6 separate regions of the Mus musculus genome follow, and regions 2, 3, 4, 5 and 6 are each linked to region 1. A link is a loop called in an ENCODE intact Hi-C map of the cell type or tissue named here. Cell type or tissue: heart. All regions are shown on one strand. Region 1 overlaps Trim2 (tripartite motif-containing 2). Region 2 holds the start of Gm40078 (a long non-coding RNA gene). Region 3 overlaps Arfip1 (ADP-ribosylation factor interacting protein 1). Region 4 holds the start of Trim2 (tripartite motif-containing 2). Region 5 has its middle 54 kb from the start of Trim2. Region 6 has its middle 43 kb from the start of Trim2.

Region 1 (5,000 bases):
ACTGTGATAATTTTATAAACTTGTTCTCTCTCTCATACACATATGGACACATATAGGTACATATACATGTGTAAACATACCTATGCATATGCACACATACATGTATATACATATACACATACATGCATGCACATACATGCATATATAAGTGTCATTTATTTCATAAAGCTTGTTTGCTTCAAAAATCTCGCTTATCAGGAAACGATATTGATTGCCTTAATTTGAGTAAAAAAAAAAAAAAAAAAAAAAAAAAAAAAAAAAAAAACTCTTGCAAAGGGTTATAAAGAGGCAATTTGTTATTCCCAAGTTAATTTGCAGACTGTCACAAGGTTTTGTTACTTGCTCAGCCTGTGATGGGGTGGAAAGCCTGGGAGAAACAGCATTATAGTGCACATTTCCTACATTTAAAGCATACACAGGCATACTGAGGGAAAGGCCTGAGGCACAAGAGCTTTTAAATTGGTTGTAAATTATTTGCTATAACTTGGAAAGGCAACATTAATGAATGTCACATAGAACTAAGAAGGAAAAGAAAATGGAGGCCGGTTAGATAGGGACAAAGCCAGTTCACCTATACTCCGGGATTCTGTCAGGAGACAACGTTGAAGGCTTCAGTCCACAGCCACTTGGCCCTTGTGCTTTGGTTCTGTGGCAAAGGGAAGCACAGGGTAGAGGGAACCACTGAGCCCATGGCTTAGGAAAGCAGAGCAAGCAGGAAGTGAAGAGAGTCCCACAGCCTCCTTTAGGGCTGTGCCCCTGTGACCTCCCTTTCTTCCGCGGGACCCTACGGCCTCCCAGTGGCAGTGAGGACTAGGCCTTTGGCATCCGGGACTTTGTGTAGATTCAAGATCCAACCGTGACAGCTTCTGCTTCTTCCCAAGTTATCAGGGACGAGAGGAGCCCAGGGGATTCTCCTGTCAGGTCTTACCAAAGAGTCACCGTTACTCACAGGCCTATGAGGCACTGACTGGGTCAAAGGTCTTTTGGAAGACCACATGCACTATGATCATGCTGTTCTTCGCCCAGCCTACCGAAGGCTTCTGATTTATTCGACAACATGAATGTTAACTCAGATCGACTCCTGGAATCCTACTTCTGGGCTTTACTAACTTTTGGTCTTTGGGAAAATCCCATCATTTCTCTGAGTATTTAAAATTCGGTGTTTAAAAACATCTATCTCACAGGATTTGAGTACAAATTAAATGAAATTTATTTCTGAATTTTTACATGGGCCTCATCTAAGAAATGTTTTTCTCCATGCCTCTTGTGATCATTTGCATAACATAAAGTTTGTGTGAGCAGCTGAGACTTGGGCTTCATGGCTGAATGAAGGTGTTTAGTTGCCACCACATTACTTCCTTCTCTGAGGGTTTGGGGTGTGTTTTCCTAATTCATTCTGGAACCTTTCTCATTGATCGAAGGCACTGGAAGGCTTTAGGTTGTCATGGTTACCTCATGGTATTTACAAGATGGCATTTATGAGATGAGATGGGTTTTACATTTTTTTTTTTTTTTACTCTCAGATTAGAGCCCTTGCTTTATGTGAGGCAGTACCTTTTCAATCTAAGAAAATAAAGGGCTGTCTCCTTTAACAGTGTGATAGTGCATCTTTTTGTTCCGCTAGAACCTGACAGCTCCATATAACGGCCACAGGTACAGGAAGCTCTCATGTTCTGTATCTTCCAACACCCAACCGTGACAACTCTGGTAGGAACACGGAGAAAAACTGTTTGCTGTCCTCTAGAAGAACTCTAGTTTGGAGACAACCTGCTTATGCTTGTCTTAGACTTTGGCCAAAAAAAAAAAAAAAAAAAAAAAATTAGCCATCTGTACCTTTGGGAGCAAATACAACAGCAAGCAGCTTTTGCATATTGAGCAAGAGTTTGCTAGCTGAGAGAGAGAATGGCTCCCTGAATGACATATTTTACACTCATGACTTGATAGTTCCATACACATAATAAATACTTGGAAGAACTGAAATCCTAAAGTTGGGCTCTGTTGGTCACAAGTGCTGTAGACACTGTGGAGTGCAAAGACCTTGGAGCACTCCTGCCCCCCAGAGGATGGAGAAGGATATTGCCTGTTGCAGCAAGAACCTCGTTAGGATAGATGTTGGTTAGACCCCATTAAGGTAAAAAGAGCATATGAGAGCACTCGAGTACTGTAAAAAGTTCACCCAGGTGTGCAGGCTACAATTGAGTATCAGAAGATTGCTGCTTTGCTCTTTTAATGAGACAGTGAACGCAACAGTGCAGCTGACTTCTCTTTTACCCCAACATGGTCTTTTTTTATATATATATATAATTTCTGAAAGCTTTTAATTTATTCCCTCCCAAAAGAACAATTGTAATCAAAGGGGTTGAATGGTCAAGATTTTATTGTCTTCATAACAAAATCGGCTTAGAACTGGATCACTTGGCCCTTTCTCTTCTTGTCGCCTCCCAATTCAAAATGCTCGCATCTCTTCCTAGCCAGCATCCTCTTAGATCTGCAGTTGGGCTCTACGCTCTCTAGTCTCAGCACAATTTTCTTTGTAGTTTTAGCCTTTTTGCGGAAAATAGGCTTAGTCTGCCCACCATAGCCACTCTGTTTCCTGTCATAGCGCCGCTTTCCCTGGGCATACAAAGAGTCCTTGCCCTTCTTATACTGTGTCACCTTGTGGGATTGGTGCTTCCCACATTTCTTGCAGAATGTCTGGCGGGTCTTAGGCACGTTCACCATGTTCGCAGGAGCACTATCAGCTTGGAAAGAGAGATGCTAGAGCAGCAATGGAAGTTTATAGGAGATCCAACATGGTCTTTATACTTGCTCCTGACCATCTCAGATGTGTAGCATCTTTACTACCGTTTTTTATAGACATCTGGTGTGTAGTCGAGTAGTCATCCTCCCCTGCCTCCTTTTATGTCTTCCCTTTCATCTTCCCTCATGGCTTATATCTTCCAGACCAGCTGGGAACCTTTTGTAATCAGAAAAACATTAAAATTAAAAAAAAAAACCATATACATATGAAACACAAACATGGCGACCTTTATGGCTACTATTCTAAAATGTCTCAACGTTTCCCTCTTCAGCATGAAAGCTGTTTGTTGAGTTAAATGCTCTTGTTTAACTGTCTCCAACATATCTGAAATATGTTTCTTACTAGTCTAAGATAGTGGGGGTAACACGGTGAGGCCAAATGTGTGGCTTCTTATTTCACTTTGTAGAATTCAGTGCTTCTGAAGTGGACACAATAGTGGAGGGAGAAAGCAACATTGTTTTTCAGCTTTAAGTTGTGCTTGTAGATCTGCCCTAGCCGGCATCCGGGCATCCTGTAGTAGAACTAAGATAATCCTTTGGCTTCTGTTTTCATTCTAGATAATTATCCACTTGGTATCATATGGTTGAGTCATTCTGAGTAACTACTGATGTTTGTAACGTTAAGTAGTAGTGTATTAGGCGGTTAATGAGCGGAGCGCCAGCTCTCCTTTTGATCTCTCGTGATACCTTCCTTTTAGACTTGAAAGAGGTTAGCGATTTCCTTACATGCCATTATGTTAGAGCCTCTTTGATCCGTGGGCTTCATTGCAGCATCAGAATCAAACTTGCACAAGAGATTCCCTGGCCTAAGACAAGATGTTTCCCTTTCTATGTAATTGTGTCTCTCTGCTTGAAGGCAATCACACCTGAATCTCCGTCATTTGTAGACTTAAAAGAATAAAGAGTCACACAAGAAGTTCTACTTGGAGAAACTCCATCTGCATTAGGAAATGAAGAGTACATATGTGGGAGGTTGGAGAGATTGTCCAGTGGATGAAGCTTTTGTTGATTTTGTAGAGAAGCCAGCACCCACGTTTGTAGCTCACAACCATCTGTAATTCCAGTTCCAGGGGATTCGATGTCTTCTTCCGACCTCTAAGTTCACCAAGCACACACATGATACCCAGACATACACATAGGCAAAATACTCATGCACATAAAGTAATATAAATAACTCTAAAAAATTAAAATGTATATCTGTAGCTCACAGATTTCTATCTGCCAGTGCTAATATGGTAGGAGAGGGCTTCATAGCAGAATGTATGAAACGTAATTAGTGGGGATTAGTTTTTAATTTAAAAGCTCATACAAATAGGCTTTAAAAATACGTGAAAAGTATAAAATAAAAGGTAAACATTCCTTTTGCCACCACTGACGCTCCACTTCCTAGGCTACAGAGTCTGGTGTCTAGCGTTTCTTCCCGGAACTCCAGTTTGCCCAGGATTTTAGTGCTGAGTATGAAATGTAGTTTCCGGTGTGCTCAAAGCAAGTGACAGGCAGGAGCAAGATCTCTCTCTAGACCTTGTACTCTTTCATCAAGTGTCTGTTTAGAAGGGCACTGTGGTCCAAATTTGGTGGCAAATGCCTTAAAAATAAAGCTTTTATATAAATGTCTGTAGCAGATGCTGAATATGGTAGAGCCATTTTTCTGGGACAGAGATAACATTTCAGCCAATGTTTTCCTAAGACAACTAACTAGCTTCAGGTTGGTTTCTGGAATGCTTTGAACTTTGATGTATATTTCTGTACTTGCTTCTAACAGACAAAAATTGGATCAGGAAAACTGATGGGGCCCAAAGGAGTTTCTGTGGACCGCAATGGGCACATTATTGTGGTGGACAACAAGGCGTGCTGTGTGTTTATCTTCCAGCCCAACGGGAAAATAGTCACCAGGTTTGGTAGCCGAGGAAACGGGGACAGGCAGTTTGCAGGTACACTCGATGGTAATATGTGAACTCCCTTCTTTGTGCTTCTTCTGCTCACATTTGCATGATGTCTGAGCATGTTGAAGGTGCCCAGTCCCCCAGTGTGCGTGCCATCTTTAGGGGGCGTACGAGGGGTGGGGCCAGAGCAGGGGGCGTGCCAGGGGTGGAGCCAGAGCAGTAGGCGTGCTGGGGGTGGAGCCAGAGCAGAAGCGGCAATGAAGCAAGCAATGAAGACACTTCTCAGTTGTCCTGAGAAGGTTCAGTTGAAAGTGCGGC
Region 2 (5,000 bases), 54 kb before region 1:
CTCAGAAGAGGGCATGGAAACAAGTCCTGAGGGCTCCCTGTGCAAAAACTATGGTGGACATCAAAAGGCATAGCTTTGACTCTGGAAGAAGACCAAAGGGAAACTGGTCTCCTCCAGTCTTTCCAGGAAGTCTGCTGGCTGGAAGAGAGAGAGATGCTGGTGCCAGGCTTTCTCTAAAAAAGAAAAAGGAAACAGCGGTGGGAACAGAAACTCTCTCCCTTCTTGAGGCTGGTCTGGCACTGAGAATCTATGTGAGGAGCCTCCAAGGTCAGGAGGAGATAGCTGAGCATGTGGGAAGGAGCCGTGGAGGCTGAGGCCAGCCTGGTCCTGTCAAGTATGCAGCGAGGCCTCTTCTGTATGAGCCTGTCCACTCTCATATGTTGCTTTCAGTGAAATTAAAATGAGAACAAGAAGTTACATGTAATTCTTAGGGTTGTCGTTGTTTACCCTGTCGTTTGACAAGATCTCCCTACACATCCCAGGCCAGGCCGGTGTAGAGCTCACTCTGCTCACTGGTACTCTCGATCCCTCTGCCACAGCCTCCTGAGTGCCGGGATTAGAGGTGCTTGCTACATACCCAGCTTTAATCTAGTCTTACCTCCAATAATCAAAAGTTTATTGAGTCTTATATAAACCCAGCTCCAGAAGTACAGGTTCCTGAATAAACTCATAAATCTACTAAGGGCTTCGATAATAACACTAGCTTATGTGCTTATGCGCTTATTTATGTGCATCTTGCTTTGCTCCCTCTAGCTTGCTCAGCTGTCTTTCTTAGACAGCCTAGACCCATCAGCCTGGGGATGGCATTGCCCACAGTCAACTGGGCTCTCTTGCATCAACTAGCAGTCATGAACCACGCCCAGCAGACATGCTCGTGGGCCAATCTGATGGGGACCATTTCCCAAGTGTCGGTCCCTCTTCCCAGGCATTTCAAGTTGTCAACCAAGATTAGTCGCCATCCTCTTATTATATTAATTGGAAAATGGAGGCTCAGAGGAGTACGGCTGCGTGCCGTTCTGACAGGCATGATGAACTGTCATGCTGTCTGCTCTGACCTGCTCAGAATGGTCCCTTTGTTTAGTGTATTCCTGTTGTTGAGGGTACCCACCTGTTAGTTGTCAGCCTCTTGGTAAGTAGGTGCCTCAGTGCCTGTGTCCAAGTACACTTCATTTAACTTAATAAAGTCCTGAAGTGCAGAAGTTGCACCGCTGTTATTTTAGACACACGAGAGAAACTAACTGTGAAGCGCTTCCTGTTAAGTAAAAGGGTAGAAAGTGATTTTAAGAACAACACATGCACATATCCTGATTACAGTCTATTGTTTTTGTTTTCTATTTTAATCAGTTGTCAACTTCTACCGCTCCTAATTTCTAAGTAAAATGTATCACCAAAGTAAAAGTTATCACAGGTATGCATGGATTTACGGGAATATGTAACACATCTAGGGTTTACTACAGTCCAGTTCCAGACATCCATAGGAACCTAGGAACTCATCCCCCAAATTAGGGGACCTGCTGTAGAGAGAATCTGATCCATACCTTAATCAGAGTCACATGCAAACATTTACAGTAAGACTCCATGGGTCTGAAACCCCATCGACTGCTTAGAAAGATACTGTCCTCTAACGACACACTGGAAGAGGCAAGTAGTGAGGACTAAGACCCAGTTCTCAATTAATTCCCCTTAGACAAGGTGCCTATTTTATCACCCTCTTCGGCTTAAAGCTCTGAGTTATTGGGTGCTCAGTAAACTCAAGCCTGTTTCCTGCAGAAAAGCACCTTAAGATCGGGAGCATCCGCTGAGACTCTGGAACCCGGATGGGCAGGAGGCAGCCGAGCTTGAGTCCTAGAAGACTGGGAAAGGGCGTCAGCTGACAAAGCACATGCGTTGTGGGATGTCAATCCAGTCACTTATAATTTAGAATGCTGTCATCAGAACCGGGAACGCCCATCACTGCCACTTCCAGTAGTTTTATAAAAAGGCACCAGCAACTAAGTGGCATTGGTGGTTCAGTGGTAGAATTCTCGCCTGCCACGCGGGAGGCCCGGGTTCGATTCCCGGCCAATGCACATCTAAATTTTTTTTTTTTCTGAAAAGCTTTTTTTAATGAAACTACCAAAACGAAACAAAACTACAGAACAAAAACAAAAATACAAACAAACAAAACAACAACAACAAAAAGGTTTTAATACCGTGAGGAATAAGGTTAGCCAACGAGACCTACCGAGGGAGGGAAAGGAAGAAATTCTATAAGCAAAGCCATCAGTATCAAGGAGGAGAACGCTTGCCTACACGTTTTAGCTGAAGCAAGGTTGGCTTTCGGAGGGGAGGGGGGAGGGACCCATTACCATAGTAACGGGAGGCGTGGCTATGCAGAACCAGGAAGTTCCTGGGGCGGCTGCAAGCTGAGATTGTTCTGATGGCGTTTTTGGTTTGGTTTGGTTTGGTTTGGTTTGGTTTGGTTTTGATTTGATTTGGGCTTTTTCTTGTTTTTTTGTTTTGTTTGTGTTTTGGGGTTTTGTTTTGTTTTTTTTAGGGATTGGTTGCTTAGTACGGAGGAATGCGTGCCAGCTTCTTTCTGATCTCCACGGACCAGATCTCCACTCTGGTGTAAATGTACTTTATTGTGTGGACCGCATGAAAAGAATTTCCTTAAGAGAAAGAAGGGCGCACAGCCAGGCACGAGTAGCCATGCACCCAGTCACCCACCTACCCCCTCCAGCGGGCACTCTGGGCTTGGCTGCACCTCTGGGTGAGGTCAGTTGCCCCCACGTGGTTGCTAGGTAGGACCACCAGGCCAGCATTAGAGCCCTTGCTTGATAGGGGGTTTTCGGAGGGGAAACCAGGAAAGGGGATAACATTTGAAATGTAAATAAAGAAAATGTCTAATGAGAAGGAAAGGAAAGGAAAGGAGAGGAGGGGAGGGGAGGGGAGGGGAGGGGAGGGGAGGGGAGGGGAGGGGAGGGGAGGGAAAAAGGAAAGGAAAGGAGAGGAAAAAAGAAAAGAAAGGAAAGAAAAAAGAAAGGAAAGGAAAGGAAAAAGAAAAAAAAAGGGCTTCAGGCTTCAACCCTGCACTGCTTCAGGGACTTGTACTACGTCGAATTTGACGTTTAAAATGAGAAGTTTGATAGCCTCTGATGTTAACGTTAATGTTGCCAAGGATAAACCTTCCGTACTTGTTTCCAAACGCACATGTGCCCGTGCCTGTGCGAGCTAGAGGACAACCTCAGCTGTCCTTCAGATGCCACCACCTTGGTTTTTTTGAGACAGAATCTTCTTGTTGGCCTGAAACCCAGCCAAGGAGGCTAGGCTGGCTGGCAGCAAAACTCAGGCCCTCTTGACTTCTTCAGCAGTGGAATAACAAATACAAGCTGTCATGACTGGTGTTTTTGGGTTTTTTTAAACATGTTTTTTGAGGGACCAAAGTCAGGCCTCATGCTTGCTAGGGAAGCCCTTTACCCGTGGAGCTGTGGCCCAGCCAGGATATAGCCAGGGATCCAGAGTTATCACTTAATACCAGGAGATCCCATTCCAAGTGTGGGAAGGAGACATTCAGCTTAGAATTATACACAGCCAACAATGACAAAACCAAAGAGCACTTTGATATCAATTGTATGTTTGCTTACTCTGCCGTATGCAAAGAGAGCCAAGGTGCACAGAAACTCAGAGCCCATTTCCCACCAATCATCTGTCTCTTTTCTTCTTTTTTTCTTCTGTCTCCATGTACACCTGCATACCATCAGACCCCTTTACAGATTGTGATAAGTGCTGGGAATTGAACTCAGCATCACTGGAAGAACAGCTAGTGCTTTTAACCAGTGGGCCATCTCACCAGCCCTAAAGTTTTTTAGGGTTTTTTGGGAAAGGAACTCAGGACCTCTGAAAGAGTAGCCAGTGTTCTTAACTGCTGAGCCATCTCTCCAGCCCAGTCACCTGTCTTCTTAGTTGTGTTACAAACTCACATGTCCACCACTGCTCAACACAAACAAGGCAAACACAGCGCTTCCCGTTGAACTTAAACTCTAGAATTGTAAGGGAAGGATGTGTGTGTGTGGGGGGGGGGAGACAGACTCAGGTGACACTCAGACTAGCCTTCGTCAACTTTTGCTCCATGTTATCCCTTTACCCAATGCAGATATTACAGATCGAATTGTGTCCCCTCCCCTCAAAATGCATTGAGGCCCTAACCCTTGATACCTCATTTGGAAATGGAATCTTCGCATGCATAAACCATTTACGATGAGGCCGTACTCAGAGCAGTTCCTAATGCGATGTGACTGGTTTCTCCGCTGAACAAAGAGGCATGGAGAAAATGCCATGTGGAGACAGAGACATACGGTAGTTATGTAAGAACGTGTAGCATGACTGGAGTGTTGCCTCTATAAGCAGGAGGACATGAATGGGTACCAGAACTGGAAGGACGCTCCTCTGATGGCTTCCCTGGGAACCTGACCTTGTCAGCACCTTGGTTTCAGATGTCTGGCCTCTGGCACTATGAATGAGTATATTTCTCTTGTTTATTTTCTCTGTGGGGCTTTGACACTGCAGTCTCAGGGACTGACTGTTGTAAGTAAAAATAGTATAAGGGCAAACTCACGTGATCTAAATGAACCTGTGTCCTAGCTTCCACAAATTACACTCCAGGATCCTGAGATGATGCATAGCTAAGACAGTCAAACCACAAGCCCCCAATTTAGGAAAATAGAAAGATCCCTAAAGACTCAGGTAGGAAGACACACTTTTCAGTTATGAAAATAAGATGATGAAATCCACAAATTATAGAGGAGCTGGCTACCAGGCTAATGCTGGGTGATGAGAGCGGACAGCTCAGAAGCACCCATGAAAGAAAGCAGCCTCAGTTCCATCGTTCAGACCAACAGAAACGCCTTTCTGTGTAGGATGTTGGACTCAAGTTTTTGTTGTCTGCTCAACATGAGTCACCGTGGGAAAGGTATCATGAACTCAAAGGTCACTCCTGACAGAAATGCAAGGTTTGGGGG
Region 3 (5,000 bases), 370 kb before region 1:
AGCTGCTGTGTACTACACAAGGCACTGGAGATACAGCAATGAAAAAAATACCTACTGCAAGAGAATTGATATCCTTAAAGCCTATCTGAAGGTGAATCATCCCAGCGCTTGGGAGCAGATCCAGAAGGATTGCTGCAAGTTCTATGCTACCTTATTTACATAGAAAGTTATAGGCCAGCATGGCCTACAGATTAAGATTCTGTCTCAACAGAAACAAACAACAAAAATAGCTAATGAAAGTAGAAGACCTGTGTTCACTGAAAATGCACTATATTCAAAGGATGTTAGGCATTATCTCAGTGGTGGAGTGTGCTCAACAAACTCAGTGCAAAAAGTAAAATAAAAAATTGAAATTAGGTTTAGTGTTGGAAAGATCACCACAGCCTATTCTCTTTCTTAAAACTTCTTGTTATTAGAGTCTGGCTTACACACAGGGAAAGCTCCAGTGTGAACACCACTGACTAAGGACTCAGTACATTTCCAGGAACTCAGACCATTCACTCATTGCCTGTTGCTAAGCAATATGCTTCCCCCTTTCCGGGGGCGGGGTGAGGTAGGATGCCACCAGTGTAAACCTGCCTTGATTGATTGATTGATTGATTGATTGATTGATTATGTATGTATGTATTTGGTTGGTTAGTTGGTTTGTTGTTTTGAGGCAGGGTCTTCTTATGTAGCCTAGGCTGTCCTCAAACTTGTGACCTCAGTCCCCAAGTACAAGATATGCGAGCATGTATAGCCACTGGACTGCTTTTTACTGTCCCTTTGATTGTCAGTGGGATTGTACAGTTTGGGTGTTGTGAACTCACTTTGACTAAATCCGAGACTCACTTGCACTGTTGCTTGTTCTTTGACTTGTATTATAGTTTTCTGTTTGTAATCTGTTTTTGGCCGGTGGACAGTTAGGATGTGTCTAGTCCTTGTCCATTATGAATACAATTGCCTTCCCACACCTGTACAGATGTTTGTCAACTGCGAGGGACAGAAGTGAAGTGTGCAGGTCATAAGTACACAGATGTTGACAGTTTCCACTAGCGGTGATGGAGAGCTCTAGCTTTCAGCATCTCAGATAGTTCCTCACAGTTGATGTATAATTCCTCCTTAGCTGTTCTTATAGAGGTAGCATGATATTATCCATTTCTCTGGGGGAGAGCCAGGCGGGAGATGGGCCATCTTCATGTGATGGGTCTGATGCATGGGACCTGATCTCAGGGAACCAGCCATGTGGCAGAATGTAGGTTAAAATAAATGGCTTATCTTTAGTTATGATCTACTCAGAGAAGAGCCTAGCTTTATGGCCAAGGTATTTGTAAATATATTTTGAGTCTGAGTCTTATTTCTGGGAGCATGGCTGTGGGAGGCAGAACTAACTTCAATATATTAATACATCTGATTTTCTGTGAGACTTTATGCTCTTAAAGTACAATATATATTAAAAGTATTGTAGCCAGGCGTGGTGGTGCACGTCTTTAATCCCAGAACTCGGGAGGCAGAGGCAGGCGGATTTCTGAGTTCGAGGCCAGCCTGGTCTACAAAGTGAGTTCCAGGACAGCCAGGGCTACACAGAGAAACCCTGTCTGTAAAATTTTAAATAAATGGGGTACTTTTCTTTCACTAAGAGCTTTTGCTATTTTATTAAACTAGGTTATTTATACATGGTTTTGGATTTGAACTCTGCTTTATTTCTTGGTATCTCCTTAAAACAACACCACGCTATCTCACTCTAATAATGAAATTGGGCAAAACTACCAATTCCAACCTGGATATCTGGCAGCACATTGCTCCAGTGTATTTCCTCAGGGTTACTTTGTACATTAAATCCTTTAATGGGTCTTCAGAGTCTTGCTTGTGAGTATCACTTATAGAAAGTGCTTTGCTTATGCAGTCAAAGCTAGTTAAGTAACTTGCTTATCTGCACATTTATTCTTCATTAGTATCAAATTCTCCTTTTGGGTATTGTCCTCCAATGTTATTTCACTTCATCTTAGAAGGCAAAGAAAGGAAAAAGATGGTTGTCTCGGAGCCCTCTCCACATTGAGCATGTAGTTTTAAAATCAGTGGCACTATTCCTGAAGATGCAGTACTATCCTCCTGAATATTCCTCCTGAATATTCCTGAAGATGCAGTACTATCCTCCGCCAGAGCGTCCGCCCTCCTCCCATGCAGAAGCCCAGCACCGTGATGCTCGCTGGAGCTCCTACCCAGTCAGGGTAGTCAGCGCGTCGGGGTCTCTTAGACATTTGATACCTTTTAGTGAAAATTAACTTTAGTTGGGTGCCTTTCTCAAGAGTGGACACAATATTTCAAACCATCTTTTGACGGTTTACAGTGTATTTATACTTAAGATCTATCAGGCCTATGCTAACCTAAATGTTAGTTGCCTTCTCATTTCGTTTTCCTAGTTAATGACGGGAAATTGTGTTTAACCCCAAATATTTTAATAAAAGTGAAATTTTAGAAAGAAAGAGTCAAATGCATTGCCTGGTGTTAGACTATAGATGTTTATAGAACAGCAAAGCAGTCTCATGGGGGCAGGATTCCTGAACAGATTTCATAGATACATGCATACTTCTTCCTTCATGGCTGTTCATTTAGAATCTTGTACTTTTTTCTTGCCTTTGCATAACAGTCACTGTCTTTGTCAGGGTTTCTATTGCTGCGAGCAAGTTGGGGAGGAAAGGCTTTATTCAGCTTACACTTCCACATTGCTGTTCATCACCAAAGGAGGTCAGGACAGGAACTCACACAGGGCAGGAACTTGGAGGCAGGAGCTGATGCAGAGGCCATGGAGGGGTGCTGCTTACTGGCTTGCTTCCCCTGGCTTGCTCATCCTGCCTTCTTGTAGAACCCAGGACCCAGGGATAGATAACACCACTCACAGTGGACTGGACCCTCTCCCCAATCCCCAATCACTAAGGGAAAATGCCTTACAGCTGGATCTCATACAGACTTTTTCTCAACTGAGGCTCCTTTCTCTATGATAACTCTAGCTTGTGTCAAGTTGACACATAAAACCAGCCAGTACAGTCACTATAAAATTATAAAGTCTCACGTGAACATGATATATTACTGGGTTGCAATGATTTGGTTGGCCAGCTGGTGTCACTGTGGCACAAGCAATGAAACTGTAACACCTGTTGAAGTTGGTATTTTGGTTTCTCAGTTTTATGAGGTCCCATTTATCAATTCTCGATCTTACAGCACAAGCCATTGCTGTTCTATTCAGGAATTTTTCCCCTGTACCCATATCTTCGAGGCTTTTCCCTACTTTCTCCTCTATAAGTTTCAGTGTCTCTGGTTTTATGTACAGATTGTGTTTTGTTCTGAGAGGCCATCCTCTGCATTCACATCTCTGTAGAGATTATAATGAACATGCTTAGACTAGAACTGCACCAGCACTGCAGTCCTTGCTCCTATATGCAACTCTAGAGATGAGCAAGGCAGGGAGCTTGCTATCACGGGCCTCCACCATCCTCAGCAAAGATGCTGTTATTTTCTAAGTAAAACAATTTTTGTTCTTTAAAGTTTAATCTTCACAGATATAAAGTTACTCTCTAGTTTTGAGCTGTATGTGATTTACAATGGATGCTATTAACAATTACTAAAGAGCAATTGGGTAAAGTGGTATAAATCTGCCAGTCCTTTGCTTATGGGCCAGAGGCCAGAGGCTCAGGGTCATTCTCAGCTACACAGTAAGTTCAAGGCTGACTGGACAACATGAGACTGTCCCCAAAACAACAGAAATAGAAAGCAAAATGAAATGTGATGGATGTTGTTGTCTCGTTTCTTAAATAGTAACTAGATGTTGGCAAGTTGTAGCTTGAGTTAAAGAGAAGCAAGCACAAGTTACACATGGTTGTGTCTTCTTGTTAGTTTAGCTGTGATTGTCAGGTTAGGGAAATTACTTCATTAGATATTGTGGAAATGGAACTTTTCCTGTGGAATGTCCAGAACAAAAGTACATAGATTAGGTGTTTCCCAGCTCTGAACTCCTTAGAAATTGCATACATATAGCAAACTATCAAAACTTCCTATTAACTTTAGGGAGTTATAATCCAGGATCATTAGGACTTAATTACAAAGCACTGTTTGAGTAGGAACATGTTAGAGACCTTTGTCTCTCACTACTTTATTTTACGACAGGCAGAGGAGCCTGGAAGCTCAGACATAGCTCCTAGGATTGTGTAAGCTATTCCTGAAGCCTGTGTGACATGGCTGTAATTTCAGTGAGGGGCAGGAATTTTCATTCATTTCCTTATTTTCATGCCTGGCAAAACTGTTTGGTGTGTAATAGAGGCTTTCATTTCATAAATGTTTTGTGAATGAGCACATTGTTTTGTGAGAGCTGGCCTAGAACCTGGAGGTAGGGGAGAGGTACTCCACGTTTAGATTGACTACATTTTTATCCTTACTTGTGCTGCTTGGGCTGTTGTTTGCTTTTGTGTATAAGCAGTCTTTGTTGTTTTTAAATGACATGTGGAAAATGATAGACTTGGTCAAATAAAGCATGCTGGTATGTGGAGGACATAATTGCCTGAGGAATTACTGATCAAACTAAGAGCTAGACAGATGAAGAAGGATGAAGACTGTCCCCCTCAAAGAGTACCAGTAAAGAATCTAAAGGAGGTATAAAGACCATATTATTTACAGTTCACCTGCCAAAGTGTGTGTGTGTGTGTGTGCACTCGCGCGAGCGCACGTGAGTGAGAGACAGAGAGAGAGAAAGAGAGAGAGAATGTGAATGAATGAATGAATGAATATGAGTGTTGGAGGTGTGGGCCTAAAGTGTATGATGAGAAATGACACTAGAAAGATAAGTAGACCCTGTAAAAAAAAGTCATGTTAAAGTACTAGCTTATTTTACAGGCAGTGCAGCCACAAAATGGTATAAAAATGGTTATCTGTCTCAACCACATTCCCATTTTAGAAGGTTGTATCTGAGCTGAACATGGTGGCACACACATTAAGTCCTCACACTGTGGAGGCAGAAGGATTGTGAG
Region 4 (5,000 bases), 85 kb before region 1:
GGCCTTGTAATACCAGTCCCTGCCAGGGGTCTCAGAACATCCCTTCCCACTTCACAAGCTTCCTCAATGATTCCCAAAAGAATTTCACCCTTCTGGACATGAATTGAATACTAGAGAGTCCCCCAGGAGGCCAGCTAACCCTCCGATGGTGGCTTTTGGGATAAAGAATTCCACATGTATTGTTTTGGAGTAAGGTGTAAGATTGAAGAGCTGGAACTCAGTAGCACATGTCTGAGTCCCACCCAGCTACGCGGGAGGTGCAGGAGGATTGCTTGAGCCAGGGTGGGTTGGAGACAAGACTGGACAATATAGCAACTCCTGCCCCCCCTCCCCACCCTAATTCCAAATGAAAAGCTGTGTGAGGAGAGTTGGGGCTACACCTCATGGTAGGGCACCTGCCTAGTGTGTACAAGGCCCTGGCTTCTATCGTCAGCTCCGTGAGATAACATGGAAAGCCTTAAAGAAACAGAGACCAGAACTACATTCTACCTCCTATGTGTTTGTTGTTTTCTAACCTGTGTCAAAGCTTTGTGGATCGCATTGAAGATGATCCAAAGGTTACAGTGGCATCTATCTCACAGCAAGGGCCCAAGGGGCGTTGGCACTAAGACAGAAGGGTAGCATGGGGAGGGAGGAGTCTAGAAGAAGAGGGGCAGCTGTTGTCCTTCAGACTTGGCATCAGGACTAAGTAAGTAGAATTAAACGGGGAGGCTGTCAAACCTGTGCTGTGTGTGTGTTCATGGCAGCCGCTGGCACTTTGAGCCTCTGCCCATGTGTTACGTGGTATGTGATAGATTCATATAGAATAGAAACACTTTAGGGGAAAAAATAATAAAAGTTCCCAGGCAGCGTTAAATAGAAGACATGATCAGACGAGTTGGTGTGTGTGTGTCTGAAATTTAATAAAACCCTCTTGTATTTTCTGATCCTCTTTCTCACCGTTTGCACCCAAGGCGCTGCCTGCTTGCCCACAGTGGCTTTTCTCCTCTCTGTCCTCTGATGTGACTCTGCTCACAGTGGGTGAATCTTATGAGTTCGATTGTTTTCCCCAAATTCCTACGTTGAAGCCTTAAGCCCTGCCCCCATACCTCAGAATGGGACATTTTTATGGGAAGAAGGTGATTTCCCATTACAAGATAGAAGTAAAATGCCGTTAGATCTTAGACTTCTCAAAATGTCCGAATGTTGAAGGCTTGTTCCCCTAGCCTCACCCCAGTCTGCAATACTACTGTCAAGTGCAGGAGTGTGTGACTTCAGAAGCTGGGCCTGGTAGGACAGAGTTCGGTTGTAGGCCCCTGCCCTTGAAGGGAATTTTGGAAGCACAGTCTGTACATGTCACTCTCCTAGTTCCCTGACCACCCATCGGTGAATCAGTTTCCTTTGTCATGTTCCCATCATCATGTCTCTGAAACAGAACCAAGAGAAACCTTTCCTCATTTTAAAATGATTATTTTAAGCATCTTGATATCGTGATAGAAAACTGACTGACACCTGAGGACAGATGTAATTAGTGAAGTGCAGTAATTCTGGAGTATGGTGGGCCCCTAACCTAATATGGCTAGCGTTTTACAAAAAGAGGCGGACATCTGGTCACGGCGAGCCAGGGAAAATAAGTGCTTACAATGCCGCTAGCCAAGGAACCAGGGGTCCTTCCTGGAGTAAGCTCCTCCCATCACACTGGCTGCAGGCTCCCAGGCTGTGAGGCAATTTATTTCTGTTATTTAATCTCCTCACTTCCAGGTACTTTGTTTTGACAGATGCAACACACCAATACAAACCGTTTTTCTCTACTCTGTATTTACCTTCGCTGTCTAACCACACACCTGCCCAACCTGTCTTGCTTAGCCAGAAGGTCCCAAATACTTTAGAAATCTGTGTGGCTGATTTGTATTCTGTGACCTCGTTCTGAACCCAACTCCTGGCTTCTCTGGGTCCTCTCTCATTTTCTTCTACTTGTCCTGCCACAGGAGGCAGACAGGAGGCTATGACCTCTGTAGGATACCTTTGCCCCACCCCTGTAATGGGCATTTTATTTTAGTCTCTCTCTTGCTGTCTTTGGAGTCTTTCCCCTTCATTTCAAACTCACCTCCACCCCCTTTCTAGGTTGGAGTAGCCTTGTGAAATTATCTTTCTGCGGTGGAAATCTTATTACATCACTTGCCAGCTCCAAATCTCTCAGAGGGTCCCTTTAGTTTCTAGTCAGATGCCAAGGTCCCAGTTTACCTAGGACGACAAGCACGGTGACCTAACTTCTTTGCCATCCACCATAGAGCATCTATCTGTCTTCATTGCTCCTGCTCTGCCCCTAAAGCCACATTCAGGATCAGCTAGTGCCCAGCCTCTTTGTTCTAGAGCCTGCAGAAGCCCAAAATTTAAAAGGCTTGTCCGGGAGGTGGCGGCAGGTGGGGGTTGGAGGTGGGGAGCTGTCTTTGGATTCTAGACTGATTGAAAAGCCCCATCTGTGCTCTCCCCAACCCCACCCTATGTTTCTTTGACTGTAATTTTTCAGGGTTGGGAACTGGTAAGTCTCCCTAGCATAACCAGCCCAACACAGTAGAGCACTTGAGAGGAAGTAGCGACTTCACGCTGTCAAAGGCACTCCAAAGTGAGGAAGGGACGGGGGGGGGGGGGGGGGGGGCGGAGAAACAGCAATTTTGCCCAGCTGTTTGGGAGAATGAAAAATCAATTTGCAAAGACAGCACTTCCTCATCCTTTTCAGCGCTGACTGTATCATAACTGACTCGTGAATTGGAATTAAAGCAAAGCTTTTCCCCTTGTCACGGTCAGCAGTGTGTGCTTTCAATACCGAACGCCCGGCGGTGGAGGCAGGCTGCGTCGAGCTCGCTCAGCCCGGTACAGCTGAAGTCACTTCCCCTGCAGGGACAGAGCGTGCTTTCGTGGGGTGGGCGGGCGGGTGTGTGTGTGTGAGAGAGAGAGAGTTTTCCGCAGTAGACCTGAAAACCCAGCCAGCCGCGGATTGGCGCATCCCGGCTGCGGCCGCCTGAGTCATCCGAATCGTTCTGGAACCGGGCACCAACTTGCGTGTTTGTCCGCGGCTCTTTGTGCGCGGATCAGCTGTACCGTGGGCTCTGGCATCTAATCCAGGATTTGCCTCTGCGCGAGGCTTATGGAAAGCAGATGTCTCGCCGCTCTGGGACTGAGCACAGAATGGAAGTGACCCAGAGAGGAGCTGTTTGGTACAGACGACACGGAGGGAAGGCCCCGGCGCGGCCCGCGAGGCCAGCTCCGCTCCTCGCGTCCGTCCTCTCTGCCGAGCCCGCCGCTCAGATCGTGTCCCGCGAGCGAGCCGTGTGACCGTGAGGCCGCGTGCGGCGGGAGCCGGGATACCGGGGTCCGCGGCCGCCAGAGATCCGGGTGCGAGCAGCAGCCGCGAGGGTCGCGGTAAGTGTCCCTGGGGGTGGGGGCGTGAGGGGCGCGGGCGGTTTTTCGGAGCTGTCAGCCCGCCAGCACTGTTCCCGGAATCTCACGGACCCTCTGCAGACCCTGACCTGCAAGGAACGCTTGCAAAGTCATTTGACCCTGGAGTAGAAAGCGACTCTATAATCTTAAAGCTTGGAAAGGTGTCCTCTTCCCACCCCCACCCCCAACCCCATTTCTTTTTCTTCCAAAAATAAACAAACAAAAAAATGTTCTTTCTCTTTGAAGGAACTACTCAGCTAGATTCCTGTCTATTAGTTTTCACGCTTACCCTCTGGCCAAGCTCACGCTGCACGTCTGGTTTATTAAAAGGTGGAGATGTTGCCTTTCTGGGCTTTTTGATTGATGCTGAAAAATCTGCATGCTGCTGTCAAGATGTAAAGGATTGGGGGTGGGGAGGAAGCTTGTCCCAAAAATGCTTGTCAGATGCAAAGCATTCCGCGAACCCCAGACATTTCCCCATTTGTAATCTAATCGATTCCAGGGAGCAACTGACTTATTTTCTGCAACTCCTTAATCGAATTAGGGCACAGATAGCGTTAGATTCAAATACTTTTTAATTCTAGTGTGTGTGTGGGGGGGAGGGGGAACGGGACACGTATTTATTTATTTTGAGGTTCTGGGGAATTAATGCTCGGCTGAACTGATAAGTTACGGCCCCACCTCTCAAATGCTTTTTAGATAGTACATTTAACAGCATTTGAAGTTCTGAGAGTCTAAAGATTAGGCTACACGCTAGGATATACATGAGAGGTTGTTCTTGTGACAGTTTGCATATCTATGCCCGCCCCCCCCCCCGCGCCCGCTCAGGGTTGGTTGGTTTGTTTTTCCTTCTAAGATGGAGCTTAACCTTCACATCTGTATTCTTGAAATATAGTTATAAGCTCAGTACAGCATAACAAGTACTTCCAGATTCCTTCCTGGGGGCGGGAGTTACTGTGCTGGATTTTATATGACCTCCAGTTTCAGATTTCCACTCCATTTCACCCTTAACAGAGCCAGCATGGGCGCTTCAACTCCAAGCAACAGAAGAGCAGGAGTGATTCAGAGCACTTGGCCCACCACGGCCTTGAACCAAGACAGAAAGCATTTTATAGACTTTTTATGATATGCACTACATTCCCGTCCTGTTCAAACATAGGCTCATATAATGATTAAAGATCAATTAAAGAGAAGCAGGCCCTGCCTCCCTTCTCCCTTGGGTAAATACGGTCTCCCCTTTCTTCCCTCCCTCATTTGCAGAATTCTATTTCACTCAGTTACCATGACCTCATTTTGGATTGCGGCATACATGGGGCCATCAACTGTCATTATCAATGTTTGTTTCAGTGAAAATGTGCCCTGTCAGTATCTTCTGAGAACGTTTACTCAAACCTTACCTTTATTTTCCTAGAAAACTCTCCATGTATATAAATTGTACTGTGTCAAAAAAAACAAACATGGCATCCATACCTTTAATTATTCTTATATCATCCCGTTACTGGTGGCTTGTGTGGATTATTATTTGGTGAGATTGTAGTTTCTATTTTATACTGAAATACAGGTAGAGAGAACTTCTCATA
Region 5 (5,000 bases), 140 kb before region 1:
CAGCACCTCAGATCCCACAACCTGCCGGTCTATAAAGGGCCCAGGATGAAAATTCAGGAGCTATATTGTAACAAGAAGTAACTGAAGTGCTTGAAAGCTGTGCTCAGGGGAACAGCATGACTCTGCTGTGTGGGGGATGTATTGGGGTCTGTGTGTCTCAGCCTAGACTCATGGTCTAAAAGACAGGGAACCAAGACAGCCCTGCTCGGCCAGGTAGCCCGTGTGTACAGTGATGTACAGTAGGCACCCTTCCATGGGTCTCCCTCCTAATCCTGGGAAGGGGTGACTCTGCTGGGAGAGGGGAGGCAGAACCACGCTTGCCTGAGATACCTCTTCATCAGAAAGGATGCCCAAAGCACGTACCCATATGCAGGTAGCCTTTTCCCAATGCCCTGGTGTCTTTAAAGGAGACTCACTTCATTTAATACTTTAGGTTCCTTAGGCCAAGAGATACCCATGCAGATAATACTCCAGAACTCGAAAGCTCTTTAGGTAATTGCATCTAAAAATATCCTCTGGACAGGCATGCCGAATTAAATGTGTAATACAGTGAGAGCAGCCCTAAGAAACCCAGCAGCCCAGCAGCAAAGCTTTGGCAAACTGGGTGACCTGATTATTTGTCTGTTTCTGGGTCTTTATCATGTGCTATAATGCATTATCTCTGCTGACCAAAGCTGCTGTCTTCTGCTTTGGTACAAGGAGTGTGTGGGGGCTGGGGGGGGGGGTGGCACTTAGCCCCACCTAAGCTGCCTCTGGGGAGACTGGAGTACTACTGCTTGCTGCAAGAAAGAAACACAGAACTAAGACACTGTTGATAGCAGAATCTTCAAACCCAGTAAGTAAACAAGAGGCTTGAGTTTCCTGGCATGAGAGTGCTCCTCTTGGGAGATCTTGCTGTCTTTGCATTACTGGGTGTTTGCTGTTTCTTAAAAGATGGACCGTGAAAGCCATCTGATTAAACTTGGGTGGGGCTACTTGAGTGGATGAGGTGTGTCTTCATTGGTAAACAAAAATAAACTTTAAAAAAGGAAGCCGGGCCCCGTGCCGGGACAAGCTAGGGTGGAATCTCCATCAAACAGGATTTGTGTCAGGCTCAAGCTGGCCCTCTGCCTGCCATTCTGGGAAGAAATTCATGCAGATTGGAGTGCTGAGTCTTCAGACATCAGGGTGGAATCCCCATGCCAGGCATACAGTATCTTTGAAACAAGTAACCATATGCTTTCAAGTATCTGACTTCATTTTATATTCAGCTCACTTGCATGCAGGCATGCACACGCTGGGGTTGACTGAGCACGTCTGTGGCAGGCTGCAGCCGGATCATGAAGATAGGGGAGGCAGCGCTTGAATGTTAAGTTTCTTTTGAGTTTTGTGACTATACTTCTCTCTGCTCAGTTTGGACCGCTGAGTTAGCTGCTTTTGTTCTTGGCTGCTACACTGTGGCCAGATGATTTTTTTGAGCATCCTGGAGAACTAGTGCCCTCTTGTGGACAATGCACTAATCTCAGATTCAGTACATGTCAGATTTCCTAAAGGGCCTTATATTTAAATATTCTTGGCAGAGAACACAGAAGGAAGTTTGATGTTCTCTGAACGCAGAGAACAAACTTTTATGTTAAGAAAAATGACTTGATTTGGAACTTTGGGTCAGGGAGTCTATTACTTAATAGTGTTTCCTAAGAAGTTATAGCTTTATATTATAGTCCACCCCCCAACCCCGTGTGTGTGTGTGTGTGTGTGTGTGTGTGTGTGTGTGTGTGTGTGTGTGTGTGTGTTGGATGTAAAGCCCTTATCTGGCATGCTTTATTTGTAGCACTCAGGAGGCAGAGACAGGCTGATCTCTGAGTTTGAGGCCAGACTGGTCTACAGAGTGGATTCCAAGACAGCTAGGACTATAGAGAGAAATACTGTCTCAACAAATGGGGGGGGGGGGGAGGGGAGGGGGAGGGGAAAGGGAGGGGAGGGTGAAAAGGAGGGGAAGAGGGAGACCTTTCCATAAAGACAGCTGGCTCTTTTGAATCTCTATAGGGTAAGCACTTGCTGTAAATGCCAAGCCATACTGCTGTTTTAGGTATTCACACATGTTACAAAACACCCCAGGCAATCTCCTTCACAGCCCTAACAGCTCCTGGTCAAAGATGAAGTGTGTCTCTCACAGTCTTCCCAGAGGGAACGCCTCAGGAGCGAGGCTCCATGTTAAGTGTTGGACACTTAGTAAGGACCTGGTAGGTGTCTGCTCTCCTCAGGTTTATTGGTGACCTTTTCAGCTCGCAGGTCACCAGACCCAACAGTCACCATGCTAAGTTCTTGGCTGGACTCTAGAAGTGGATAAGAGTGGCGGGAAGCAAATGAGGTCGCAGAGTCTGGTTCACTGTAAGAGACAACCTAGAAATCCCCCAATGTAGGATGCTGCGAGTAATCACACAGCAAGTGCGCCGAGCAACATCACTAGTAAAGAGCTAGAGACCCCTCTCCTGCCAGGGTCGTCTTCAAGCTGCCACTTTCCTCTGGCAGGGGTCTCTCCTGACGCAGACTGCAGGCCACTTCCTTGTTTCTCGATCATTTTGTCGCCCGCATGTGCAAGCCTTATCTATAGTTCAGCTTGTACCACTCCATTTCGTGTAACTTCACACTGTATCTTTCCAGTTGGTTCCTTTCCAGCCCTGCCCTTTCTGTGTTTTGTTTTGTTTTGTTTTGTTTTGTTTTGTTTTGTTTTGTTTTAAAACTGTGATTTGGACCCAGGGCCACACACATGTTAGGAAAGTACTGTACCACCCCGGTATATCTCCGATCCCTCTGTCACTTTTTATTCTGAGACAGGGTCTCTCCAAGTTGCCCAAGAAGGTCTTAGAAATTCCTTAAAGAACCCAGAGAACAACTCAGTGACCCACAGGGGTCACTGGTCAGTTTCTTAGTGTCTTGGTCTTCCTCCGTATTTCATCATTTCCTGCACCTCAGGGGTTGGAACAGATGCATGCTTGATCCCTATACAGGACACTAGATGGCGCCATATCCTTCCACTCGTAGCACATCAAGCTAATTGTCTCTGAAGCCATCAACTGTTGATGCTGGAAGGCTAGATTCATTATTTATTCCCGGGAGGTCTTCAGAACGGTGATATCTGAATTTCGCCATTTGGTGTTTGAGGATATATCTTGGTAATGGTTCATTCATCTAGCATGTGCGAGGCCCTGGGGTCAATTCCCAGCAATAGAGGGAAAAAAGTACTGACTTTAACATTTAAAAAACTCACTCCGTTAAAATTTCACTTGAGGGCTGGTGTGATGGCTCAGGGGTTAAGAACACTGACTGCTCTTCCAGAGGTCCCGAGCTCAATTCCCAGCAACCACATGGTGGCTCAAACCATCTGTAATGGGATCTGATGCCCTCTTCTGGTGTGTCTGAAGACAGCTACAGTGTACTCATATACATAAAATAAACAAATCTTTAAAAGAATTTCCAGTTGATATGCAAAAAATGGTAAAGTTGCTTGTCTTCCTGGGATCCTGTGGGCTCTCGTCCTTTATTTTCCATCATCAGTAGAATAATTATACAAAATGTCACCTCTCACATAGGATATGACTTCGCAGTGGTATGAGTCAGAAGATTCTTGCTCTTACTATGTAGTTTTCAAGAAAATGGATTCATTCCTGTGGGGGTTGGGAGTACAGACACTCCCTGTTGTGTTGGGCTTTTGCCAGTCACTGAATCTGCCTGCACACGGCTGCTCTAAACAGTAGAGCACGTGAAGGTGATGGTGGATGAAACCTACACCTGTGTCCCGTAGAGATATAGATTCTGCTTTGTGTCCTTAGAGGTGGTGCCTGGGGCTGCTTGTGAGAAATCCTGTAACCCAGACAATGCCACTTTAGAAAGCCCACCTGTGGGAAAGATGGTCAGCCATCCCAGGGAGCCTGGGCGTGAGACCTCCCACTGCAGCTCCGTGTACCATGATAAAGCAGACTGGTGAGTCCCACCCCACCATTTGCTCTTCCTGGGGCACAGGTACTGTGGCCATTCCCAGCAGGTCCCACATGAAGTTCTAAAGTGGAATTCATAACCATTTTCATTGCACACAAAATTTGGCAAGACTAGTTACAGGCAATAGTTGGCAGATACCTCCAGGTCACCCTCAGAAGATGACCCATGGGACTGTGACACTCTGAGGGGCTGCAGTTGCTGACAGGCACTCTGTATTTTAATGCTCTGTTCCTTGTTTGGTTAGTGGAGCCTCTGGAGATGGTTTCTGGATCCTTTGGATGTAACTTTGGTAGTCTTTGGTAGCTCACACATATTTGGTGTAATAGAATGGTCCAGCCTCATCTTACGCTGGGATTTAGCCAGTGGTCCAAGGATCTTGTTGTCTTTTGTGGAGAATATTATGATTTGCTTCTATATTCCTCCTCATAGACAAGATAGATAGATGCCCCGTGAATTCACACTGAGAACTGCAGCTCAACTCAGAACTCACATTTGACTTAACCTTCTTGTCCATCTGTCTGCCTGTCTGTCTGTCTGTCTGCATTCCCTTGAACACTGGAAATGACTAACTGGCAGAAGCCATCTAGGAAAGATATGGCAAGTAAGTTTCCTTGAGGTGGCCCACCATTTTGCATGGCTGTGATGCAGACACTCTGGAGAGGCACAGCCCCAGAGACTTCGTCCCAGGGTTGCTTCTTGCTGCTGATATGTCTTTCCTGACACTATTACATAGCCCAACGATTCCTGGGCATCAGCCTATCTGATTGGGCAAATTTCCTGCAGATCAACACAAAGATGAACTTTCATAAATTCATGCTGTTTAGATGAGTTAATGACTTTATAGAATTCCTGACTTGATTCAAATAATTTTAGGAAGAAAGTGTAAGGAGATGGCTTATTTGTTTTGGCAGAAAGATATAATAAAGTCAGAATGAGGAAGAACAGAGTATGCCCCTCCTCATAGAATAGTAAGTAAAAAGTGCATAATAAGGAATGCAATGAGCTTTCACAATTACACCAGG
Region 6 (5,000 bases), 130 kb before region 1:
GAGGTTTTTTGACGATTCTTTGGCATTTGAACCATGGTGTCATGTGTCCCCCGTGCAATCTTTACTGTGGCCAAGGCTGGGAGACTGTAGCACAAGGCGCCGACTGGGTCTCCCGCCTGTCATCTGCGGCGCCCCCGTGAGGGGAGGGGCGGGCTGTCTGACACAGTTATTAAACCTGGCAGCTGCGTTGGCGGCACCGAGAAGCATTTTGGGGGAGCTCGAGTAAAATACGGGGCTGCCTGCTGGCCATCTGCTTGATCTTTCTCGCTGCCTGCAAAACAGCCACTTAGATCTTCCTCGTGGTTCTGGTTGGTGACCAGAGTTCGGGCACTTTGGCAAACACTTGAAACGTGAGTATCTGCCACCTCGCCCAGGGCAGGCGACAGGCTTGGAATGTTTCCGGCTTCTCTACTGGAAGCTTTAGAGAGCGATGGGTGAGGGATCAGGCTGCGGGAGTGAGGTAAGGGGACCCAAGTCACCAAGCCTAGCCTGGAGGTGGCGCGAGCAAGCTTCAGCCCTGGCAGCTGCGGGAGGGACTTAAGCGCATCGCAGGAGGACTGCTCCTGTGTTCGAACCCAACACAAAAGAACCCTGGGCCTAGGAAGCCGAGGTGCACAGTCCTGTCCAGCCACTTGGGAAAGGCGATGAGCCTTTAGGGTTGTCTCACAGCAATGAGAAATAGCTTATGCCCTCCTGTCCGTGGGGATCTTTGTGCACTGCATAGGGATTGTCGCGGTCCTCCCTGAAGCCACCTCGCTGGGCAACAGGCTCACTGCCCCTGGGTCTGGATCCCAGGGGGATTTCAGAGTTCTGAGACTTCAAGCCTCTCTGCCAGGCTTCACGCTGATTTCTTCCTTTCCTGCACACGGTGCTTGTTCTTCCAGGGCAAGCATATATTTGGAGACTAGAGACAAAAGAAAAGACCCCAATTCCCTCCTTCTCCTCAAATTACGAATCTTGTGAAAAGGTGCCGTGGGTTTTGTTTGATGTTGCCATTGCTTGCTAGTGGAAACCTTATTGTACAATTTAGTATTTTATTTAATTTTGGAGATTTTGAACTTTACACATCTGGCAAAAAAATGCAAGTCTTCTCTGAGGTCTAGGTATCTCTTGAGGAATTTGGCTTTCCCTAAAGGGTTCCAAGAAATGCTCAACACAGACCAGTGCCCCTCCCCCCCAAATGCCTTGTTCAGATACTGGGGTGTCCCCATTGGCCCAGAAGCCTGTGGTTTTGTCTGTCCCAGTCTCCTGAGGTCTCTGTGCAAGGCTTGCTTTTGTTCGCCTGTGATTTCTCGTGTCCAGTATGCAGCGTCCCGGGGTGTGGGACATAGAAGACATGGCCTTCTCTAAAAGGTTCTACAGATCAAGACTAGTGCCAGTTGGCGAAGCCAGCTATGAACAAGTGCTGGAACTTTCAGGTCTGTGTCTTCTCAGGCACAGCCAGGTCACAGCAAAGTGATCTCCAGACCTGCGTAAGAGACACGCCAAGGTTTGGGCTGTTCTTCCGATTCTATTTCCTGGCTGAGTGGCTTTTGTCAGCCTGACCTTTGAGGGTTGATTTAATAAGAGCAAGCCAGACAGGAGGAGAAAGCAAGCAGAAAGGGGTGGCGGGCACTTTAACACTCAGAAAAGCCTCATCCAAACGTAGCTTAGAAACTCAACTGATTATAAATTAGTCTATAGGTAGGAAACTAAATCCATTATGGATACATATTATGGACTATATAGATCCTTTAATTTTACATATGGGATTATGGTCCTGGTCCCAAAGTGAGGCTTGGTATTTGGTGCTTGAATTTTCACTAAATCTCGATCTTCACCCCATGGTGTGGTTTCTCAGTTCTTTGTTAATTAAAATCAGATTGTGACTAAGTGAATGTGCCGTGAAAAGCAACCAATGTGGCTCTGAGGTATGAAGAATGACGTAGAAGCCAAATCAAGCCTTTCTATTAAATTTAATGGTGAGATAAAAAAAAAAAAAAGGGTGCTATTCCCAGTGTTCCCTGATCTGGAATGGAAAATGTGGGTAAAGTGTAGGGCGTTGAGAATGGGTCAGTCCAAACAGTGAAGAGCCAAGACATCAAAGCTGTTCTAGGGAAAGAGAAGTAAGTTAGTTACTGCCAAATGGGGGTAGAGCTAGGGAGATAGGTAAATCAGACCCTGATTGGCTCCAACAAAGGGACTATAAAATGGTGCCATTCACTGCCACAGAGCATCTAGAAGAAAATAAGTTGTTAACCACTTTCACCTTAGCCCCTTCCAGCCCTGGCTCCAGACCTTGGACCTTTCAGCCTCTTCTACAGAGGCCAGGTCATTTCCCAGGCTCAGATTTTAACTCATCTGGCCTGGTGAGAGCTCTCTGGGTAAGAAAATAGATGGACAGACACCTGCCCATGCCTTAGATGCCCAGGTCTGTCGCTGCAGGGGCAGGCAGGGGGCGCAAGTGCTGAGTGAAACCATGGTCTAATAGGGTTAACTGGGGAGGGCAGTAGAAGCTTACATTCAGGCTAGCCAGCTCTGCTGGAGGGAACCAGGAGTCTAGCTTTTGTTAACGTGAAACCACTAGATCTTTACAGATTGGCAACTAATTAAAATAACTAAAAGTGCATCGTGCTTGCCAAACAATATGCCCCTGCCAGGTCTGTCTTACAGTCCAGATTGGGCAGCCTCACCAGACCTTGTCTCCCCAGAACAGGACAGTGCATGGGGCACATGGGGTGGTGTTGGGTGGGCTACCACTTGTCCCAGGACCTCTATCTTCCATCCTTGAAGTTTATGCTTGCTTGCTTCGTTCCCTCCTCTTCCCCTTCCTTTCTTTATTTCTATGAAAGGAGAAATAAAGCCTGCTCTGGCAAATGCCGGCCTCTTTCTCTGTGGAGGCCCATAGTTTTCTGACCTGAGAGCTCTGGATTACTGAAATGAAGAAACAATCTCTAGTTTCCTAGAGGCTTTTCTGGCTGTGAATCAAAAGAGGTTGATCTTCACAAACTGACCACCTCTGTCTCCTCCCTGAATTCAACCCCACAGAGTTCCCTGGCAGCCTCCTGTGGAGGTGGAAATGGTCCATGGGCACTGGGAAATGAAGAGAAAGACACTGTCCGTCTCCTGGGCTGGAAAATGGGCACATGGGAAGGGGTAAGAAACAAGGGTTGTCTGGTGTATGTAAACAGTACTGTCAGCGACATAAGATCTAGTCTCAGTTCACGTGTATCTTACGTTTTCCTTCTCTAAGCCACAGAAGCAATTGAAAGTATTGTGTCTCTATTAGTCAAGAAGCATACAATGCTGCCCGCTCTTTACAGGTTGAAACATCTTTGTTGGGTGGCGAAATAATTCAAGATAGCTAGAAGACTCTTGTTTGCGTTCTCCCTCCCTTGTCCTTGGGCCGAGGCTCTTGTATTTTGACTTGGCTCTGTATTGTTTCTGTTCCGTTTGATTTGACATATATTAACCATACATATTTATGGGGTATAATGTAATGTTTTATACATATTTATCTTCTGTAACTATCAAGCTGTGCTAATTAGCATATTATAATTTCAAGCTTTAGTAATTTTTTTGTGACAGGACCATTTGAAATCCTCTCTTCTAGTCATTTTAAAATGCAATACATCTTGTTAACTGTAGTCATCCTGTGGGAGCACCAGGATTTATTTCTCCCATCTACATATTTTTTGCCAGTGACAAATCTTACCCTGTTTTCTTTCCCCTCTTCTCTCGCAGTCTTTGAGGACCAAAGTCTGCTTTCTCCTTCTGGGACGTCAGGTCTCAGGTTCTGCGTGAGTGAGGTCATGCAGAGTTTTCTTTTTGTGCTCAGCCTATTTCCTGAGGGTCTTCCAGGTCCAACCTGTTATGAATGACAGGATTTTATTCTTGTTATACCCAAAGCATATCCCATTATCCAGGTAACAATTTTCTTCATCCATTCATCTGTCAGTGCACAATTAGGTTGATTCCATTTTGTACAAAACATGGGGTACTGGTGTCTTTTTACTTGATTTTCTTTCCGTTGGCTATCTACCCAGGGTTGAACTTTTAGATCATACACGTCTTGTTTTCAGATTTTTGAGGAATGCTGTACTGTTTTCCAACATAGCTACAGTCATTTACATTCCCAGCAACCATGTGCAGAGATTCCAGTCTCTCCTCAGCCCATCAGAGTGTGGCTTCTTGGCTCTTTGTCACAGACATTTGAGCCAAGGTTAGTTGATATCTTCTTGTGGTTTTGATTTGAATTCTCTAATGATCAATGCTATTAAGCACCTTTTTATTATTCCTTGGCCATTTCTGTGTCGCAGTAGCCCAGCTTTATCTGACCAGCCATCTTGGTTATAACTACCGTTTTGTCTGCCAAGCGATTCGACCACACATTCTAAAGCCTGTAAGAAAAAGCAAAGTCATGAAAATAGTCAACTAAGTATTTTATACAATTCCTAGAAGTTTTTTTTTAACCAGTGTTATCATGCTGATAGTTTTTAAAGGAAGCCAGCTATATTCAGCCACTTTGTCTAGCTTAGTGTAATAGTCTCTTTCCTCCCACCTCAGGGTCCCAGGACCCTCTTCTCTTGCTGGTGCTATGGTTCATCTCTGTTCATAAATCCAGTGTGAATTGTATCTTGTACAATTCTGGACACTGCCCTGTCTGAATCTCGCTTTTTGGCATCATCTTTGTGCTGGCTTTTATACACTTGGTCTCCTGAAATGTGACTCCACTTCTTAGAAATGACTTATCTGTTCAAAAATATTTTGCTCTATTTTAAAATCAGATTCTCTGTTTCTTGATATTGAGGTGTTAGTTTCATTATATATTCTGGACGTTAACTCAGTTCAGATGAAGAATCTGTATATTCTCTTCTCTTCTGCAGTTGGGGTCACCACACCATGAATGTCTACAATGATGCAGAGGTTTTTAGTTTGATATAAACTCATTTGGTCTGTTTTTACCTTCGATTCCATGAGTATTTTTGAGGTCTTATCCAAAAAAAAAAAAAAAAATGCCT

What was found. A loop is a pair of places that touch in the nucleus more often than their neighbours do. Peaks named below come from ENCODE experiments on the same cell type or tissue, not always from the same donor. Only the 100,000 strongest peaks of a DNase experiment are listed, where the experiment ranks them.
Region 2: a loop joins it to region 1, with 2.0 times the contacts of the local background. A loop is called at or near these places in 12 of 42 quality-filtered maps.
Region 3: it touches region 1 in a loop (4-fold over the local background); 22 of 42 quality-filtered maps call a loop at or near these places.
Region 4: a loop joins it to region 1, with 6 times the contacts of the local background. A loop is called at or near these places in 5 of 42 quality-filtered maps.
Region 5: it touches region 1 in a loop (7-fold over the local background); 41 of 42 quality-filtered maps call a loop at or near these places.
Region 6: it touches region 1 in a loop (5-fold over the local background); 41 of 42 quality-filtered maps call a loop at or near these places.

What each region holds. Positions count from the first base shown.
Region 1 is chr3:84,172,495-84,177,494 of GRCm38, reverse strand. Trim2 (tripartite motif-containing 2) reads left to right here. Exons shown (of 12, transcript NM_001271727.1): 9 at 4,562-4,730. It also overlaps the pseudogene Gm6525. Among named protein-coding and RNA genes, the nearest start is that of Mnd1, 19 kb to the right of the region's middle. In heart, no CTCF peak of the experiment used is centred here; a DNase peak (open chromatin) is centred at 2,064; H3K4me3 peaks cover 344 bases.
Region 2 is chr3:84,226,080-84,231,079 of GRCm38, reverse strand. All of the region lies in intron 1 of Trim2 (tripartite motif-containing 2), which reads left to right. It overlaps Gm40078 (a long non-coding RNA gene), which reads right to left and starts at 2,130. Exons shown (of 3, transcript XR_867391.3): 1 at 1,779-2,130; 2 at 1,109-1,252. It overlaps n-TGgcc9 (a tRNA gene), which reads left to right and starts at 1,999; the gene lies at 1,999-2,069. In heart, a CTCF peak has its summit at 2,726; DNase peaks (open chromatin) are centred at 1,869, 2,359 and 2,709; H3K4me3 peaks cover 1,560 bases; H3K27ac peaks cover 920 bases.
Region 3 is chr3:84,540,748-84,545,747 of GRCm38, reverse strand. All of the region lies in intron 2 of Arfip1 (ADP-ribosylation factor interacting protein 1), which reads left to right. Among named protein-coding and RNA genes, the nearest start is that of Gm35410, 39 kb to the left of the region's middle. In heart, a CTCF peak has its summit at 3,087 (motif pointing right); no DNase peak of the experiment used is centred here.
Region 4 is chr3:84,257,727-84,262,726 of GRCm38, reverse strand. It overlaps Trim2 (tripartite motif-containing 2), which reads left to right and starts at 2,948. Exons shown (of 12, transcript NM_001271727.1): 1 at 2,948-3,402. Gm40078 (a long non-coding RNA gene) reads right to left here. Exons shown (of 3, transcript XR_867391.3): 3 at 4,503-5,000. In heart, a CTCF peak has its summit at 2,841; DNase peaks (open chromatin) are centred at 3,086 and 3,266; H3K4me3 peaks cover 1,935 bases; H3K27ac peaks cover 807 bases; H3K27me3 peaks cover 2,192 bases.
Region 5 is chr3:84,311,198-84,316,197 of GRCm38, reverse strand. No RefSeq gene overlaps it. Among named protein-coding and RNA genes, the nearest start is that of Trim2, 54 kb to the right of the region's middle. In heart, CTCF peaks have their summits at 1,482 (motif pointing left) and 2,978 (motif pointing right); DNase peaks (open chromatin) are centred at 1,417 and 2,967; H3K4me3 peaks cover 265 bases; H3K27ac peaks cover 494 bases.
Region 6 is chr3:84,299,940-84,304,939 of GRCm38, reverse strand. It overlaps a transcript of Trim2 not described here. Among named protein-coding and RNA genes, the nearest start is that of Trim2, 43 kb to the right of the region's middle. In heart, CTCF peaks have their summits at 477 (motif pointing right), 2,245 and 2,448; a DNase peak (open chromatin) is centred at 359; H3K4me3 peaks cover 937 bases; H3K27me3 peaks cover 2,960 bases.